Regions from separate parts of the Homo sapiens genome. Here region 1 is linked to region 2. A link is a loop called in an ENCODE intact Hi-C map of the cell type or tissue named here. Cell type or tissue: natural killer cell. All regions are shown on one strand. Each heading gives the region's core, and the rest is flanking DNA. Links, peaks and the distances in the headings are about the cores only.

The links. Hi-C counts contacts between places; a loop is a spot of excess contacts. Peaks named below come from ENCODE experiments on the same cell type or tissue, not always from the same donor. Only the 100,000 strongest peaks of a DNase experiment are listed, where the experiment ranks them.
Region 1: it touches region 2 in a loop (11-fold over the local background); 13 of 110 quality-filtered maps call a loop at or near these places.

The regions. Positions count from the first base shown.
Region 1 is chr11:44,909,634-44,914,016 of GRCh38, forward strand. It overlaps TSPAN18 (tetraspanin 18), which reads left to right. Exons shown (of 10, transcript NM_130783.5): 5 at 72-266. Among named protein-coding and RNA genes, the nearest start is that of TP53I11, 39 kb to the right of the region's middle. RefSeq lists an enhancer at 1,374-2,230. In natural killer cell, for the core only: CTCF peaks have their summits at 1,885 (motif pointing left) and 2,084; a DNase peak (open chromatin) is centred at 1,878; H3K27me3 peaks cover 178 bases.
Region 2 is chr11:44,284,812-44,289,194 of GRCh38, forward strand. All of the region lies in intron 1 of ALX4 (ALX homeobox 4), which reads right to left. Among named protein-coding and RNA genes, the nearest start is that of ALX4, 23 kb to the right of the region's middle. RefSeq lists enhancers at 795-1,768, 1,769-2,741. In natural killer cell, for the core only: CTCF peaks have their summits at 1,678 (motif pointing right) and 1,879; a DNase peak (open chromatin) is centred at 1,680.

The DNA of each region.
Region 1 (4,383 bases), core at 188-4,187, 620 kb after region 2:
TGGTGGGTCAGAAGTGCCTAACCTCCCTTTCTGCCTGTTTCTCCTCCCAACTCCTCCACTGGCCCGAGCAGCTGGGCGGGGCCTGCCTGCTGGCCATCGGCATCTGGGTCATGGTGGACCCCACCGGCTTCCGGGAGATCGTGGCTGCCAATCCTCTGCTCCTCACGGGCGCCTACATCCTCCTGGCCATGGGGGGCCTGCTCTTTCTGCTCGGCTTCCTGGGCTGCTGCGGGGCCGTCCGTGAGAACAAGTGTCTGCTGCTATTTGTGAGTACCCCAGCCCCCACCCCATCCATGGGTGCTCTGAGGGGTGTCAGGGATTGGCTGCAGACTCCCAGGCCCTGCCTGGCTTCCATTCAGACCAGTGCTTCCCAAACTGGGGCGGGCTGTCAAAGCAGAAGGGATCATGGAGATGAGCACGTCTGACCCCACTCATTTGGTAGTCAATGGTCCTGAAACCCTGAGACATTCAGCAACTTGCCCAGAGTCCCATGGAGTTGGCAGCAGAGGGGATGATACAGACGCTAGGTCAGGGCCCCTGCAGTGCCTCAGGCTGCCTCTTCCCATGCCTTTGGGACCTGTTTTCTCCCTGGGGTAGCCCTTCCTCTCTCCCACTTCATTTTGCTGCTTTCCTGCAGTCAATCCAGGACCCTTGGCTTAACACACACCTAGTCTGTGTCCGCATGCCAGGAAACTCAGAATAAGGTTTGTGCCACATAGGTCCACCTCCAGGGGTGGGGCGGTCCCCAGCCTTTTCCATCTGCCTTGGTGGCCCCAGCTTCCAGAGCCTGCTTTTGCAGTGGGCCCGTGCCTGCAGTGGGTGAGCTGGCCCAGATGGCGGGGGCCTTGGCATCCAGGTCTGAACAACCAGGTTTCTCCAAGGCATGGTCAGCTGAGAGCACTGACATTGACCTTGATGTTTTTCCACTTGCTTGCTATTAAAAACTCTAATATATAACTCCTTAGTAACATCGCTAAGATGCCTAGTGGATGAGGCCTTCCCCTTGTAGATATGCAATTCTGAAACGGTATGATATGGCCTCTGAAGGTTTCTTATTCATCAAGTAAGTAGCCCTTGAACTCCTATCATGCGCATGTAGTTCACTGGGTGCTGAAGATATGTCGGGGACCAGGAGTGATGGTCCCTTCCCTCACAGACAGGCACAGGGGAGGCAGCCGAGCCGTGCGGATGAGCTGGGCAGTGGGCAGGCCTGGTTTGAGGGTACTCCCTGCTCCATCCCCTAAGGGTGTGCCTCCCATCTAGTTCCCCAACCTCCCAGAGCAGCCATGTCTTCTTGTTAAACGAGGGGGCCGACCAGCTCAGCTATAGATCACAGCCAAACCAGACAAGCAGTGGGTCTTCTCGTTCTCGAGTCTCCTGGATTCCCATGGGTGGTGGCGCTTGGGGCCTCCGCCTGCTTTCCTGTGCTGGGTGGATGGGTCTTCTCTAAGAGGTCCTGGACTTGGAGAACTTCTGGGCTGAGCCCAGTCCCGCTACAGGGTAAGTTAAAAACAGCCCTGTTTAGAGAAGCGTGGGTGTGTCTGGGTAAGCTTGCGGATGCTCCTCATGGGCGAATTCGTGGGCGGAGTTAAATGACAGGGAGAACTGGGCTGGTTGGCTGGGGGGCTCCCTTGCAAGGTTCTGTAGATAAGCCAGCACCAGCAGTGCTGGGAGGAGAGACCTGGCACCATACCTCCTCCCCAGACGAGAGCACACTGCACGGCCCCATTTGTGTCCCGGTGAGATGCTCCCCATCCAAAGGAAGTGAAGTCAGCTGCGAAATGAGTGACAAGGAGCCTTGGGCCTATTTGTCCTTCAACAGCGCAAACACTGCAGACTTCATTTGAAGAGAAACAAAGAAAAACTTTGAGCGCCCCCTGGTGGACAATTCTCTACAGCTTGTCACGGTGCTCGCAGAAGTCTTGGCTGGGGAGCCCGAGGGGACTTTAAAAGGAGCTTGGATATGGGTCCCAGAACAGACCCAGCCTCCCTTTCCCCCTCCTCACCTCGGCCCCCAGGGACTCATTCATTGTTAATGGGCTCGGCTCTGAAGCCAAGACAGGAAGCCAGGCTGGTGTTCTTGGCTGGGAGCAGGCTGGAGCGGCTCTAGTCTCCTCCAGTAAGTGGCTGCCTGCAAACCTGCCAGCCGCCCCAGGACGTCCTCCCTCCCGTGCTATGCGAGGCAGGACTGAGGCCCAGGGGTAGGAGATGTGTCCACGATCCTCCCGAGAGAGGTGATCCTGGCTGCCAGGCTGGGGGCCCTTCGACAAGGCCTGATGGCAGATCCTTCCCCTTCCCCTCCCCACCCCCGCCTCTCTCCCTTTGTCCCCCTTCTTTCTGCCTATCTCTGTGTAGCTCCCTTTCCTCTCTGCCTCTGTCCTCCCCATCTCTGTCCTTTTTTTTTTCGAGACAGGGTCTCAGTCTGTGGCCCAAGCTGGTGTGCAGCAGTGTGATCTCAGCTCACTGCAGCCTCAACCTCCTAGCCTCAAGTGATCCTCCCACCTCAGCCCCCCGAGTAGCTGGGAACACAGGCACGTACTGTCACGCCCAGCTAATTTTTGTATTTTTTGTAGAAACAGGGTTTTACCATGTTGCTCAGGCTGGTCTTGAACTCCTGGGCTCAAATGATCCACCGCCTCGGCCTCTCAGAGTGTTGGGATTCCAGGCGGGCACCACACACTTGGCCTTGTCTTTCTCTTGATCTCTGTTTTTATTCCTACGCCCTTTCCTTGTCCCTGTCCTGATCTCTCCCTCCCCGTTTCCCTGTCTCTCTCTCCACTTCCCCTGCTTGCCCTCCCCTCTCTAGGGCCCCGCCCACACAAGCCTGAGGTCACAGTGTGGGTCAGAGGCAAAGGACGCTTGGATCAAGGTCTTCTGGCTCCCAGACCAGGGCTATCCACAGGCTCTGGATAGCCTGGAATGGACTCCAAAATTTACCTAAAATTATATGCAAAATGTTATGTTATGTCAGGTCCTGTGTATGTGTATTGTGTATACATGGATTGTGTGCATACTCATGTGTATGGGTACAGTGTGTATGTGCACGTGTGTTGTATGTGCATGTATGTTGTGTTCTATCGTGTGTGTTTGTGTGTACATGTGTGCATTGCTTTGTGCATATGTACACGTGCATGGGTGTTGTATGTGCATGGGTGTTATGCATGCATGGGTGTTATACGTGCATGGGCGTTACATGTGCATGGGTGTCATGTGTGCGTGGGTGCACATATATATGCATGTGCACATGTGCCTGTGTGTGCACATGTGTGTTGTGTGTGCATGTGTGTTGTGTGCATGGGGGTTGGGGGGGTTCTGTGAGTGTTTCCAGAGAAAGGCACCAAAGTTTCTGGAAGGTTTTCAAAAAGGTTTATGCCCTAAAAAATAAGAAAAACCACTTCTCCCTTCCCGGCTGAACCTGGACCTAACTGTGTGGTGGTTCCAACCGAAGAGGGCATGGAGCCTCACCCCTGGCAGCTTCTGGGATCCTTCTAGAAGCCTTTCACTGCTTTCTCAGCCTGTCAGAAAGGAGAGAAGGCTTGTCTTGAGAGGGGCCAAAAGAGTGACTTTAGTCAGCCCAGGAAACCTGGCTCAAAGGTTCACAAAGCAAGGAGGCCTTGAGATGGGGCTGACTGTCCCCTTCCCTCTGCTCTGAGACTGAAGTCCTACAGGACCTGGGGACAATCAGTCTAATGACCAGACCACCTAATGATCAATTTATCTATCTAAAGGTCCATTTCCCAAATACTCGTGTTGATCAGTATTACAGCACTCACATGCAATAGGACAATTTCAGCCTCCTATTGAAAATTTGTGGCATCCCTTTTTCTCATTTGCTTACCTTTGAGTATTTCAAGGATTTTTTTAAGCCAACTTATTTAAAAATTCTAATTTTAAAAATATTTTATAATGAAGGCAAGCTCAACTGGAAAAAAGAACAGCAAAAAGAGATGAGTATATTCAAAAAAGATAAATGAGCTGAATTGTACATGCAGTATGTAAATTTGGTAAATATTTATTAGAAATGGGAACTGTGAGCAGACATTGCCTATAAGCAGATGGGTTAGAAAAGCCTGGAAATGTTCCCAACTAGACAACATAGCAGTTTCCTCCCCTTTGCTAATTTTTCCATCCTAAGGAAAGTGATGCAAATTAGAGGATCAGGAATGGCTGACAAAGGTGTCCTTAGGCAAATGGGATGCAAACCCTGGGAAAGGCCTTGATGAGGGGAAGCCCCAGGAATGGCTGGGTCCAGGGGAATTCCCCAAAGGACTTTAACACTGGTAAACTGTCTTAAGCAGGAGGACATTTTCATGCTGGAGAAGGGCGAGTTGGCAGAGGTGGCATTGTGACTGCCATGGGCACCTCAGCCTTGCACTTTGGTTC
Region 2 (4,383 bases), core at 113-4,112:
ACTTTTGTGACTTTTCTTTCGCATTACAAATGTAATCTATGTTCTATATGGAAGATTAAAAAAAAATCAAGACAGACCAAAAGAAAATCACTCACACACATACACATACACACACACACACAAACACACACAGAGAAAACATTACTTTGTAAACTTTTGTGTTTTTTTTTGAGATGGAGTCTCGCTGTTGTCGCCCAGGCTGGAGTGCAGTGGTGCACTCTTGGCTCAGTGCAACCTCCGCCTCCCCGGTTCAAGCTATTCTCCTGCCGCAGCCTCCTGAGTAGCTGGGATTACAGGCACCCAGCACCACGCCCGGCTAATTTTTGTACTCTTAGTAGAGACAGGGTTTCGCCATGTTGGCCAGGCTGGTCTCGAACTCCTGACCTCAGATGATCTGCCTTCCTGGGCCTCCCAAAGTGCTGGGATTACAGGCGTGAGCCACCGTGCCCAGCCTATAAACATTTTAGTAAAATCTAACCATATTCCGTACCCCTTTCCATGCTGTTCTATATTCTTCTACCACACCATCCTTAATGGTTACGTAGCGAGAACAATCACTATTTTATTTAATCCATCCTTTTCTGTTGGGCTCACAGGTTTCTACTTGTTTGAAATCATAGCAGGTCTGTGATTTAAATCTCTCAATACATGCATGGCGATTCCCTTAGGAGAAGCTCCAAGAACTAGAAATATGAAGTTCAATTATCCACATATCTGAGGGTCTCTGAGAAACACGGCCAAGTTGTCTTCCAGAAACATGTAATGTCCTCAGCTACCACGGTGTCCCCTCCCACTTCAGAGCCAATAATGGTCATTATAGTGTTTTTAAAATCTTTGCCAGCACGATGGATGAAAGTGAGATCTTGTCTTTCCTTTTTTTTTTTTTATTTTTTAACTATGGAACATTTTATTTTTTGTTTTCTTCTGCTGTGAATTCCCTCTCCTGGGCTTTCAAAGCTCAGCCAAGGGCCACCCTTCTTCCTCCAGGACCTCCCTTGCCTCTTAAACACTGAATCCCCTGCTTTACAGCACCGGCTCATGGGCCTGCTCCCTCCCTAGACTGTGAGCTGGTCAGAGTGGGCCTCCCAGATGTACTGCTGGGGCCTGGGCCTCGTGTGAGTAAGGGCTCAGGACACACCCCTGGAATTAATGCAAATGCCTGTGTGTGCCTGGGTTGAGGGAGACTCCTCTGGGCTCCTTCTGCCTCTGGTTTGGCTGGGGCAGCTCTGCAGGCACAGCTGAGGGTGGCCAGTGTGTCTGCAGGAAAAGGCCCCAGGCCCTGGAGCTGGGCTCCAGACACAGGAGGTCCTTGGTCCCCTGCACACACTGCTTGTGTCAGGAGGCTGCTGCATGGAGTCGGAAGAAGGGACCTTTCAGGATGAGGGGGGTCGAGGAAACCAGCCACAGCGCAGGGCAGGAAGGACCAAAGATGACCCCGGCAGCTCCCTGGCCCTGGACAAACCTCTTGCCTTCTGTTTGCTCAGCTCAACAACATTGCATGAATTCCTGCCAGGGAGGGGTATGAGAAGAGGAGATGGAGGGGCACAGCCCTGTGGGAAGCCAAGACTGAAGAGGAGTCCCCGGCCCTGGCTGCTTACCCAGAAGGCTAAGCATTCAGGTTCCAGGGCCCAACTCCCAGCAGGCCAAGATCAAGACTGCAGTTGTGCATGCTGGCCACCAGGAGGCACTGCAGTTCCAATAAAGTCACTGGACGGAAGGTGATGATCCTGGGGCCCCAGTGCCTAATGAGGTTTCTAGACGTTTGTTTGAAGACCCAGGTCCTAGCTGGGAGGATTTGCCACTCAAGCAGTAATTCAGCCCTACTACGCGTCTGCCACCATTCCAGCACTACAAGGGACAAAGAGATGGATGGGGCGGGTCGCTGGCCTTCCTTGCAGGGGTCTTTCCTCCCCTAGTTCTGGGTATTTTCACATTCCTGCCTCATTCCAGTCTCCTCAGAATTCCCACACTGTGGCCCCAGCATCCTCATTGGACAGACGGTCAAAGTGAGGCGCCGAGAGAAGGGACCCACCAGTGTCACTAGTGACTGAGTGACAGACAGGCTGAGACCTGGGCTCTTTTTCATTCCTTAAGTGGCCTCCCTTTGGAGACCCATGGGGATTCCTTGGCCCTCCAGAGAGGGTGGCGCACAGTGGGTGCTCAGGAAACTGACTAACTTGCAAAAGCCTTTGCCTTGCAAAAGCTCCCTAGGACACCCCTGTCGTTTGGCCCAGCGGCTTTCCATGTGGCTGGCAGACTTGTTACCAGCTTCCCCGTGGGTTCTTCCCGAGGCAGGCATCCGCCGAGGCAGGGTCTGCCACCCCGTCCTCCACTGCTCCGCCCTCACACAGAAGCTCTCTCAGTTCTTCCTGCAATGGCAGGGGTGAGTGGGGAGGACTGTTTTTCTCTTAGTCTAGAGATGGAGTGGGCTTCCCAGAGTCCAGGAACGAAAAGGGATTAATGCTGGGCTCTCGCAAAAACAAAAAACAAACAAACAAACTAAACAAAACCAGGAACTGGGCTTTGTACTTTACAAAGTACTAGGGCATCTATTATGCCACCAGTAGGGTTCCAGCCTCTTTACAACCGCCAGGTTTCCATTTTATAGCCCCAGAAACTGAGGCCAGAGGGGGTAAATGCCTTGCTAAGAATCAATAACTGTTAAGAAGGTCCAGGGGTGGTGGTTCATGCCTGTAATCCCAACATTTTGGGAGGCCGAGGTGGGAGAGTCACTTGACCCCAGAGTTCCATCTAGCCTGGGTGACAGAGGCAGAGACCTGTCTCAAAAAAAAAAGAAAAGAAAAGAAAAGAAAACAAAAAACTGGTAAGAGGCAGAGCTGAGACTTGAATCTCATGCCTGGAGCATGCCTACTGGGCCCTCCTGGGGTGGATGCTGTGGGTGGGACTGGGACAGGCAGACAGGAGACAGGGTCAAGGAGGAAGGGAGGAAGTCACAGGAGAATGGCTGCTCTCAGCTGCCTCAAGAGATTGGCCCCCTTGCAACAACCTTCAAGGCTGCCCCTGATCAAACTGCTCTGCTGAAGATCAACTTCATTGACCATCTGGGACCTCAGATGTGGACCAGTGCCTTGTTTCAGGGCCTACACACACTGAAGTACTTAGAGGCAAAGAGGCATATGAGTCATATGTCTGCAACTTACTCTTTTTTTGTTTGTTTGTTTTTAGACAAAGTCTTGCTCTGTTGCCCAGGCTAGAGTGCAGTGGCACAATCTTGACTAACTGCAACCTCTGCCTCCCGGGTTCAAGTGATTCCCTATGTTGGCCAGGCTGGTCTCGAACTCCTGACCTCAGGTGATCCACCTTCCTCGACCTCCCAAAGTGCTGGGATTACAGGCATGAGCCACTGCGCCCAGCCTGCAACTTACTGTTAAATGATACAGCTGTATATCGTATGCATGTATATCAATACATACATAAACAGAGCATATGCACAGAGAGAGACACAGAGAGAGACCCAGAGAGATTGAAAATAATGCAAATATGGCAAAACATCACCATTTGGGGAGTCAGCATAAAAGGCATCTGGGAATTCTTTGTAGTCCACTTATAACTTTAAGTGTAATACTGTATCAAAATAAAAAGGTTTTTAAAAGAAAAGGTATGTGGACTAATGGAAAGAAGGCACCTTCCCTAGGAACCCCTCTTGTGAAGCTGGCATATGTAATCATTTGAACAGGACCTGGATGAGTTTACCTGGCAACCTCCCCGCCTTCCCCTCATCACCACCACCATTCATAATTCTACAAGGGGCCTTGTACGTTGCAATAAAAATCACAAGACAAATGCCAACTCTGGGAGCACACATTGCTCCCCAGCCCTCTGGAAGCCCTCACTCCCGTGGAAGCCACTGTGACCCAATTAGAACATGGGGCTCCTTTAAGCAGCTCTTCTGAGAGCTGTAGGAGACCAAGGTCAAGCTACTGTTGGAACTTAAAAGTTTAAAAAGTACTTTAATTTTTGAGTCTACTGTAATTTCAACTGTCCTACAGTTAGTCCAAATGAGTAAAGTTTCCTTGTATAAAAAAAAGAAATGGTGGAAAGAAAGAACCCTAAACTTTGTCCAGCCCTCAGCCCCCATGGCCCCTCTGCCAAGGCCTGGGTCCCCTCCATCCCCCAGCTTGTGTCTGGAATTTGTCTTTCCTGTTCTCTCCCCCACCCTGTGTCTTGCCTTACTGATTCATTCAGAGCTTCCCTTAGGAATCATGGCCTAGTGGAAGAGATGCATGAGGGACAAGCACGGTCAAGTGTTCCAGGGTCCCCAGGGCAAAAGTCTTGTTTCCCAGACACGGCAGGGCCCACAGAAAGGAGCGGTCAATTTTGGTTGAAAAGGTCGGAGAAGGCCTCTGCAATGGAGTGGCTCTT